Regions from separate parts of the Mus musculus genome. Here region 1 is linked to region 2. A link is a contact called in ENCODE Hi-C or POLR2A ChIA-PET data. All regions are on one chromosome and are shown on one strand. Each heading gives the region's core, a stretch centred on a gene start or an enhancer-like site at or near the end of the contact. The rest is flanking DNA. Distances are from core to core; before and after follow the strand shown. Region 1 holds the start of Gstm1 (glutathione S-transferase, mu 1). Region 2 holds the start of Csf1 (colony stimulating factor 1 (macrophage)).

Region 1 (4,255 bases), core at 310-2,809, 260 kb after region 2:
CCTCTGTCTCTCCATCTGCAGCACACACAGTACACTAGGCATCCCAACCTTGCCAAGCCGAGGAGATTATCCCCCATCTCCCACCCTGTGGCCAGCCCCACTCACCCAGGTGGTGCTTTCGGGCAAGGTAGCGCAGGATGGCATTGCTCTGGGTGATCTTGTGTGATCCATCGATCAAGTAAGGCAGCTGGATGGACAAGCAGGGAGGGTCAGATGGGATATGGGGTACCTGAATCCTTTCTCTGGGTGAGAGAAGACACAGGGCCTGACAGTGTGCCTGCCATGGGAAGCCCTCCATGGGCACAGTGTGCACTGAATGAGAGAGCTGGGGCACAGCCCATCACAGAACACTGTGCAGCCAGCAGGGATGGAGCAGGAGAGCAGAAACACTGATCCTAAACCCTCAGCCAGGCCAGGAGATGAGGTGAGATCACCGTGTCTTCCCCAAACCTCTCCTCCCCTGCACCTACATTGGGAAAGTCCAGGCCCAGCTTGAACTTCTCATTCAGCCACTGGCTTCTGTCAAAGTCGGGAGCTGTAAACAAGAAGATGTGAAAAGGCATTACCCCACTGTCCCACCCTTCTACAGATTATCGACCAGTAGCAAGAACCCCTAAGGCAGGGCCTCTGCAACCTGTTACAGAGAGTTACTTTCCAATGTGGAGAAGGGTCTGAATAACAACTGATAATAAAGGCAGCCTGGACCCAATAAGACCCCAGTAGTGAATTCTGTCGAATTATAAATACAAATGGACCAAGGAACTCCATTCTCCATGATCTATATTGGAAAATCAAACTGCACTCTCAAAGAGGTTTCTGGAAGCAGCAGCCTCTATCTTTAGCTAGAGGGAGACCAGCAGGGCTAAATAACGGGAAATCTAGGCATAGTTTGATAGGTAAGAGGGAAGCAGGTGTCTGACCAGGAAGGTGGCATTACCGTCACCCATGGTGTATCTCTTCTCATCATAGCTTGAGTCTGTGTATTCCAGGAGCATGCGGATCGGGTGTGTCAGCTGGGAGAGATGACCAGAAGAGACAGAGGTCAGACATTGTGGGGACTTCTTTGTATGACTTCATCTTCACCCGTTGAGACCTCCCACACTGCACAAACGCCGTCACCCCGCACGTGCATGTGCACACCACACACATACGCGCGCGCGCACGCACACACACACAGCCACCCAAGTGCGTAAACTGAGCGCTGAGAGCTACAGGCAGGAGATTCCAGTGAGAGCTGAAGAGTACCCGCTGTAGGAAGGGCTCCTGCTCTTAAGAACTTTCTGCTTCACATCCCAGTCCCACCCTCCAAGTGGACCCCTCTCTCACTCCGCGGACGTTCCAGTATCCCAGTATCATAGGCATGGTGCTGGTGCTGTGGTCTTCTCAAACTGGCTTCAGCAGGACTGACCTGTGTGTTTGGAGTTGTGACTTTATACAGACTACTAGAGAAACGTGGGCAGGACAAAACAGCGGGTCCCTCCCAACCCTGCACCAATCCCAATTAGGCACTCCCCTTCCTAGGTCTGTAACCAGAGCAGCAGACCCTAAAGCGGAAGGCAGAGGCCACACCCTCTCCGGGAGAGGCGGGGTTAAGATCCTTAGCGGCCTCTGTCCCGGGATTCTGTTTTGCACACGCTGAAACAGAATCTGCTCTCCTGCTTCCCCCGAAACCCTCTTAGCGACTGCCGCCATCGCCGCCTGCTGGATGCTCCCTAGACTAGCTAGCACTTTGCCTGGAGTCTGGCCAGACAGCGAAAGAACATTGGGTGGGTGTTCTCCCGCCTTCCTTTCTTTTGCAGAGCTCGGTTTTCACACCCAGACTGTGGGAATCTGTCATTGGGGAGGCTCAACTCTCAGCTTAAAGACAAAAAGGCGAGAGCCCCCGACCTGAGAGTTTAATGTAGCACTTATCGTCATGGAAAGAACTCTGTCAGTCTGACAGGTACCGGATTTTTGCGCACACAGCCTCAAGTTACAGGAACAGTCGGTGACATGGAAACAACCCCAAGGCAGAGATAAACAGGGCTCCGTATTTTCCTTTAGGGGGTTTGAGAACTGTTATCAGTTATTAAAAAACTAATCTGTATTTTGGCCGTGTTTATGAATCTAAATTCAAGTACCAACCACAGAGGGGCCGGAAGTTTGAGGGAAGCCACAGCTGTGGACAACAGTCAGCTGACAAAACCCAGCAGAGCACAAGGGAGAAAAAGAGCCCACGCTGGGTTGTGCCATAGAGAGGGAGAGCATGTGACCCAAGAAGTTTGCTTTCAAGGGATACCAGGATGCTGTACACATGGGAGCCCAAAGCAAGACCCTCAGCTGTCCCTAAATGCAGGACCTGGCCCAGGCTCCGGACATGCGTTTGTATATGACAGGGTGGCTCAAATGACCTTTCAGGTTACCCTGAGATATATAGTAGTATATCCTTCACAAGTAGTATATGCCCTGTAGTATTACCTTCACAAGGTCAATGTCCTCCCAAGAACACTGTCCTACCTGTTTACTTTCTTTTTTGCAGACAACCAAGAGGCTTGATGGAAGGGGAGACTAAAATGAGTTTACAAGTCAAAGGCCAAGGCTGTTGCTCTGCAGGACGTACATTTTGGGATTAAATCATCCTTTACTGGGACTACGGGGTATGAAGGCAACATATCATGTCACCCACATAGGAGCTGTGCAGTGAGGTTGCAGGGGGCAAGCAGAGGCCATCTCATCCTAGGACATTAAAGAAACCACATGTTCTGCAGGTCTTGGTGAGGATGCACGAAAAGTGACCATGTCACTGGGGCTTTAGCAGCAGTTTGGTGGGAACTACAGGGACATATTTTGCAAGTATGAATGAGGCACTTCAGCAGATTGTCACACACTGTGGGAAGTAGAGAAGGAGGAGTGGAAGAAAGCAGAAGGAATCCATACTGTCTAGGACAAGGACTCAGAGGGCCTGGGAAGGGAGCCAGAGCCCTGGAGCCCTTCAGAGGACAGAATCTATCTGCAGACAGGGATAAGGGCTAGGACAGCAAGTTCTCAATGCAGGGTCCCCAGAGTCCGAGATCATTGTCCCTTTGAATGAGAAAGGTCCCTGAAAGGCAGCAGGGAACTGTGGGGACTGGAGACGTGGAGAGATCTGAAGCTAGGAGTCACAGCCAGTGCTGTCTTGGAGAATTTAATCCCAGCGTTGGTCACTGATCCTCTGGGTGTCTCTGTGCACTGTCACAAGTTCACAGTGCAGCCAGCCCTAGTGTCTTAAAAGGACACTGTACAGGAAAAAAATCTAAATGTGCTGGAGGAAATTTGGCTTATAACCTATAGAGTGACATCTGAGATGGATTCCGTAATTTCTTCCAGGCCAATGGGTGACATTCAACATGGTCCATGCAAAACCACAGAATTCTATAAATAATGGCTTTAAAAATTTTAAAACTCGGGGTGGGGGTGAAGAAGGGGCCGGCCTTCGAGTGACAGCGGCGCAAGATGTCAGCCACCACAGGCTCGGGAGTAAAAGTCCCTCAAAATTTCTGACTGTTAGAAGAATTGGAAGAAGGACAGAAAGGAGTAGGCGATGGCACAGTTAGCTGGGGTCTGGAGGACGACGAGGGCATGACACTTACAAGATGGACAGGCATGATAATTGGGCCTCCACGAACAATCTATGAAAACCGAATATACAGCCTTAAGATAGAGTGTGGGCCTAAGTACCCAGAGGCACCCCTGTCTGTAAAATTTGTAACAAGAGTCAATATGAGCGGCGTGAGCAGTTCGAATGGAGTGGTGGATCCGAGAGCCACGGCAGTGCTGGCAAAGTGGCAGAACTCCCACAGCATCAAAGTCATCCTGCAGGAACTGCGGCGCCTGATGATGCCAAAAGAGAACATGAAGCTGCCACAGCCACCGGAAGGACAGCGTTACAGCAATTAGTCACCAAGGCCCCGGCCTCCCCTCCCCATCCAACCCAAGTCTTCATTTTCCACAGTAGTGAATTTTCTAGATACATCTGTAGACCTCAAAGTACTGGAGAGGAAGCTCCACTCAGCCTTCATCCTGAGGCACTGTTCTGATACTAACTTCTCGTCCATTTGAAATACCTAAGTTGTGCTGTGTAACATCAACTGTCAAGTGTAACCGCTGTCTGCCTGGTTGAACGTCTGGGATCAAGAAGGTGTTGAAATCGGTTTCCTGTGGGAGCGGTGGGCACAGCTAACACAACTGTGAACAGACACGTCACACAATCACCTGCTGCTGGCCCTTGGCCTGAGTC
Region 2 (4,061 bases), core at 1,132-3,631:
GCTGGGCCATGCGGAGGGAAGAGTGAGGCCTTAAAGGGTGGAAGATGCTGATGGGTGTTAAGGCACAGGGTTGCCTAATGCCATTACGCACAGGACCTGTTAGGTTCCTTGCCTGACCTTAGAGAGAGAGAGAGACAGAGAGTCAGAGACAGACAGTCAGAGACAGACAGTCAGAGACACAGAGTGACAGACACAGAGAGACAGGGAGAAAGAGGTGGGGGAGAGGGTGCAGCCAGCTATGGGTTGATAAACTGCATTGGGCATGGTTGGGCAATTGGAAAGTTAGTCCTGAGTGGGAGTGGCAGCCCGGGTCTCCTGAACCCCAGTCTCAGAACCTGTTAAAGGAAATGACTGCAGAAGATGACTCTGGCCCAGGCTGGTATCACTCAGCCTGTCAGTCCATGTGTGTATGGTATGAAGGAAAGGACCCGGGAATGGAGATGTTCAGAAATATCTCAACCCAGGAATTTCAAGCCATTGATGTTTGGAGATAGCAAGATAAAGACATTACTTCAGGGCTACCTGGCTTTTGGTGGCATTTCAAGCATGCACAGAAATAATGCACAGCTGCTGGCTTCAAAGATGACCAGCCACTCCTGGATCTGGCTCTGTAACCCCAATGCTGCCATAGACAGGGATACAGATGGACACCCAAGGGTTAATACTCTAGCCTGCATCTGGCTGGACAGGCTCTTCCTGGCTTGCTTCTTCCTCCCACCCACTGCCTCAGCCTCTGACTATGAGAGCAGCCTGGAAACTGCGGCAGTCTCTGAGCACTTCAAGACATCATGTTCCATTTTCCAATCAGTACAGTCTGCAGACAGAGACCCGGCCTGACTGCCTGGCTGAACCTCGGCCTCCTCTCTTTCCTCTTATGTCTCCTTGTAGTCTTTCTTTTCTTCCCTCTTCTCTCTTTATGCTTGTTGCATGTGGGATAACTTCCTCCCTTCCCCTCCTCCTAACCCCACCTTCTGCCTCTCACTGAGCCCCTCTCTCTGCTGTTCTACTTTTCTCTCCTCCCAGACACCTGCAACGCGCTGCCCATCACAAGTTCGGTTCCTACCCTCCAGGTTTTCCCTCTCATTCTCTTCTGAAGCAAACCCACTTGCTGTGGATTGAAAGTACCATCCTTCACTCTGTAAGAGCCATGCTATCATCTGCTGCCATTACTGGAGACAGCTTCTGAGCAGCCCATTATCAGCTGCAGCTCTGAACTCTCCTTGCACTTTCTTTCCTCAGTCAGCCGCAGAGTCTAGAATAGCCCCATCTCATTTTCTTCAAGAAAAGATTCGGGTCCAGCTCCCCTCAAAGAGCCACCCAAGTCCCTAATAGTTCCTACACATCCATTGAACAAGTAGCAGCATGCCCATCTCTCTCTCTCTCTCTCTCTCTCTCTCTCTCTCTCTGCCAACAGGTTGCTCAGCACAGGTCCTGGTGTAAAGCTGAGTGAGCCTGAATTTTCCCTACCCTGAAGGCCCACTCCCAACTGGGGCCTAAAACATGTGCAACAACCAAAGAAAGATATCTACTGGGGATGATGCCACACTCGGATCTTGTGTCACTCGGAACCTGGAGACCTGGTTGACCATTCTGGCAGACATTGGGCCTGTGCCAATCCCTGCGATACCCCCCCCCCCCAGACCCCCATCTCTCTCTCCAGCCTGTGGGTAGCTCAGTGTTCTCCTCCGTGCAATGGGATGAGCAGCCTTCTCTTTACCTCGCAAAGCGCTGCAGCCCCAGGAGCAGCTATTGAAATACCGCGGGCCTCAGCCGTAGCTTAGAAGCAGTAAGGAAGCCAGAACCCAGGGCCGAGAAGCCTGGGCAGCTGGCGAGAAGGGGCTGTCCGCTCCAAGTGGCCCCGCAGAGCCGCCTGCTGCTTGCTGCAGAGCTCCTGCCCCAGCCCGGCCCGGGCCCCGCGCGCCACGGTTGCAGCTTACCGAAGAAGGGCAGCGCCCCGCGGCGCCCCGCGCGGTCATACGGGCAGCTGGGTCCCGGCACGGCGTGTTGGCCGCCCTGGTTCGCTCGCTCCCTTGCTCGCTAGTGGCTGAAGAGCCCGCGCCCCGGTCGAGGGCCACGCCGCTGTCCTGGGATGCAGAGAGCCGCAGCGACACCGAGAGCACCGAGGCAAACTTTCACTTTCCCCTGGCCGAGCTTCGCTGGCCAGCCCTCGGCACAGCCTTTTAAGCGGGCGGGCTGGCGGGGCATGTGGTTTATGGGAAATCACCCTGGCTCTCCGCCAGACACACACAGACATACACACACACAAACACACTCACAGGCACTGACACATACTACACCCCAGAGGCCCACTGAGCCGCCGACTCCCTTCCCCCAAGCGGGCCGCCTGGTCGTCCCCGCTAGCTCTCTTCCCCGTCGCTCTGTGGCTGTGCAGCCTCCTCAAAGTAACCCGGGCTCCACCGCCCTCCCCCGCCCTTCTCGAGCTCTGGACAAGACACTGCCTTTCCTTCTGTGCTCGCCACTCTTGTCAATCTCGTGTGATTGTTCTCGGTCTAATGCTGGCCCCTAGGGACTTTCCCTCAAGGCCCGAAAATCCTCAAATCTGAGCAGGAAACGGACAGAGTACATTGAACAGGACTTGAATGGGGATGGACCAACGCCTCTCTGCTGCAGCTCCATTCAAGTCCCTCATGGAACCCAGGGCAGCAGGTTTGCAGATTGGCTTGCTCCCTCCTATGCATTGTTCAAAGAATCTACTATACTACTATACTATCCTCTCCCCTGGCTGTAGGGAGAAGTGGGGAGCATCCAGCTACCTGGGTAGGAGAGGAAGGACTTGGTCCTGTGACAACTAGCTGGGTGTTTCTGCACTCTGCCAGGAGACACTTCAGGTGCTTAACCTGAAAGCACTGGCTGGCCCCCTGCTCCTGGGCTGCCAAACCCAGCTTATGTGGAAAGGTTGGTGTGCCTGGACTCTAGATTTCCCTCAACTCTGTTGGAAATGCATTTGTGCAATCACATTTTGTCTTTACATGAGAATGGATCTAGATTAACCTATCAAGAGGAGCCTATTAATTATATTGCCAACGTCAGGATCTTTTTCTTCCTTCCATTTATCCTGATTCAATGTGTTTCAATCCCGTCATGCCCAGATGAGTGGTCTGGTCTCAAAGGGGCACTTTTGTCACGTGTCCTCCATTTCCTTGCACTACCTAGCTCAGAGCAACAACGTCCCTCATAAACCTTTGCTCAGGCTGCTTCCTCGGACATGAAGTCTTCCTTTCCCCCATCCATCTTAAGGTGAATGTCTCACCTTTTAAGGTTATAATCACATCTTATCCTTGTCTTGCAAAGCCTTCTGGGATGCTTCAGGCTGATGGATAATTCCTTCTTTCTGTGTTCCCACTGGACGCAACCCATTCCTCCCAGTTAAGTTGGCATTCATTCATTCATTCATTCATTCTCTACATTATTTTAAACTGGTGGTTCTCAACTTGTGGGTGGCAACCTCTTTGGGGGGTCACAAGTCAGATATCCTGCATATCATATGCTTTACATTATGATTCATAACAGTAGCAAAATTACACTTGTGAAGTAGCAATGGAATAATTTTGTGGTTGGGGCGCCACCACAACATGAGGAACTGTATTGAAAGGTCTCAGCATTGAGAAGGTTTAGAACCACTGAATACTAGTGATAGTAGTGATTACGTTTAGAATCACTGAATACTAGTGATAGTAGTGATTACGTTTAGAACCACTGAATACTAGTGATAGTAGTTATTACGTTTAGAATCACTGAATACTAGTGATAGTAGTGATTACGTTTAGAATCACTGAATACTAGTGATAGTAGTGATTACGTTTAGAACCACTGAATACTAGTGATAGTAGTGATTACGTTTAGAACCACTGAATACTAGTGAGAGTAGTGATTACGTTTAGAACCACTGAATACTAGTGATAGTAGTGATTACGTTTAGAATCACTGAATACTAGTGATAGTAGTAATTACGTTTAGAACCACTGAATACTAGTGAGAGTAGTGATTACGTTTGACCTGCACCCTGAGCTGGGAGGCTTCCTCTGGGTAGCACCCCATTT

The links. A loop is a pair of places that touch in the nucleus more often than their neighbours do. ChIA-PET counts read pairs that join two places held with the same protein, here RNA polymerase II (POLR2A).
Region 1: a map of heart shows a loop between it and region 2 (1.8-fold over the local background). The contact joins the promoter of Gstm1 here to the promoter of Csf1 in region 2. A Hi-C loop is called at or near these places in 1 of 37 maps with a recorded cell type or tissue (heart). POLR2A ChIA-PET finds 5 or more read pairs at or near these places in 1 of 5 experiments (Patski).

The regions. Positions count from the first base shown.
Region 1 is chr3:108,016,414-108,020,668 of GRCm38, forward strand. Gstm1 (glutathione S-transferase, mu 1) reads right to left here and starts at 1,560. Exons shown (of 8, transcript NM_010358.5): 1 at 1,327-1,560; 2 at 938-1,013; 3 at 471-535; 4 at 106-187; 5 at 1-15. The coding sequence starts at 1,362. It also overlaps the pseudogene Gm12502.
Region 2 is chr3:107,758,088-107,762,148 of GRCm38, forward strand. It overlaps Csf1 (colony stimulating factor 1 (macrophage)), which reads right to left and starts at 2,382. Exons shown (of 9, transcript NM_007778.4): 1 at 1,938-2,382. The coding sequence starts at 1,976. All of the region lies in intron 1 of Gm40121 (a long non-coding RNA gene), which reads left to right.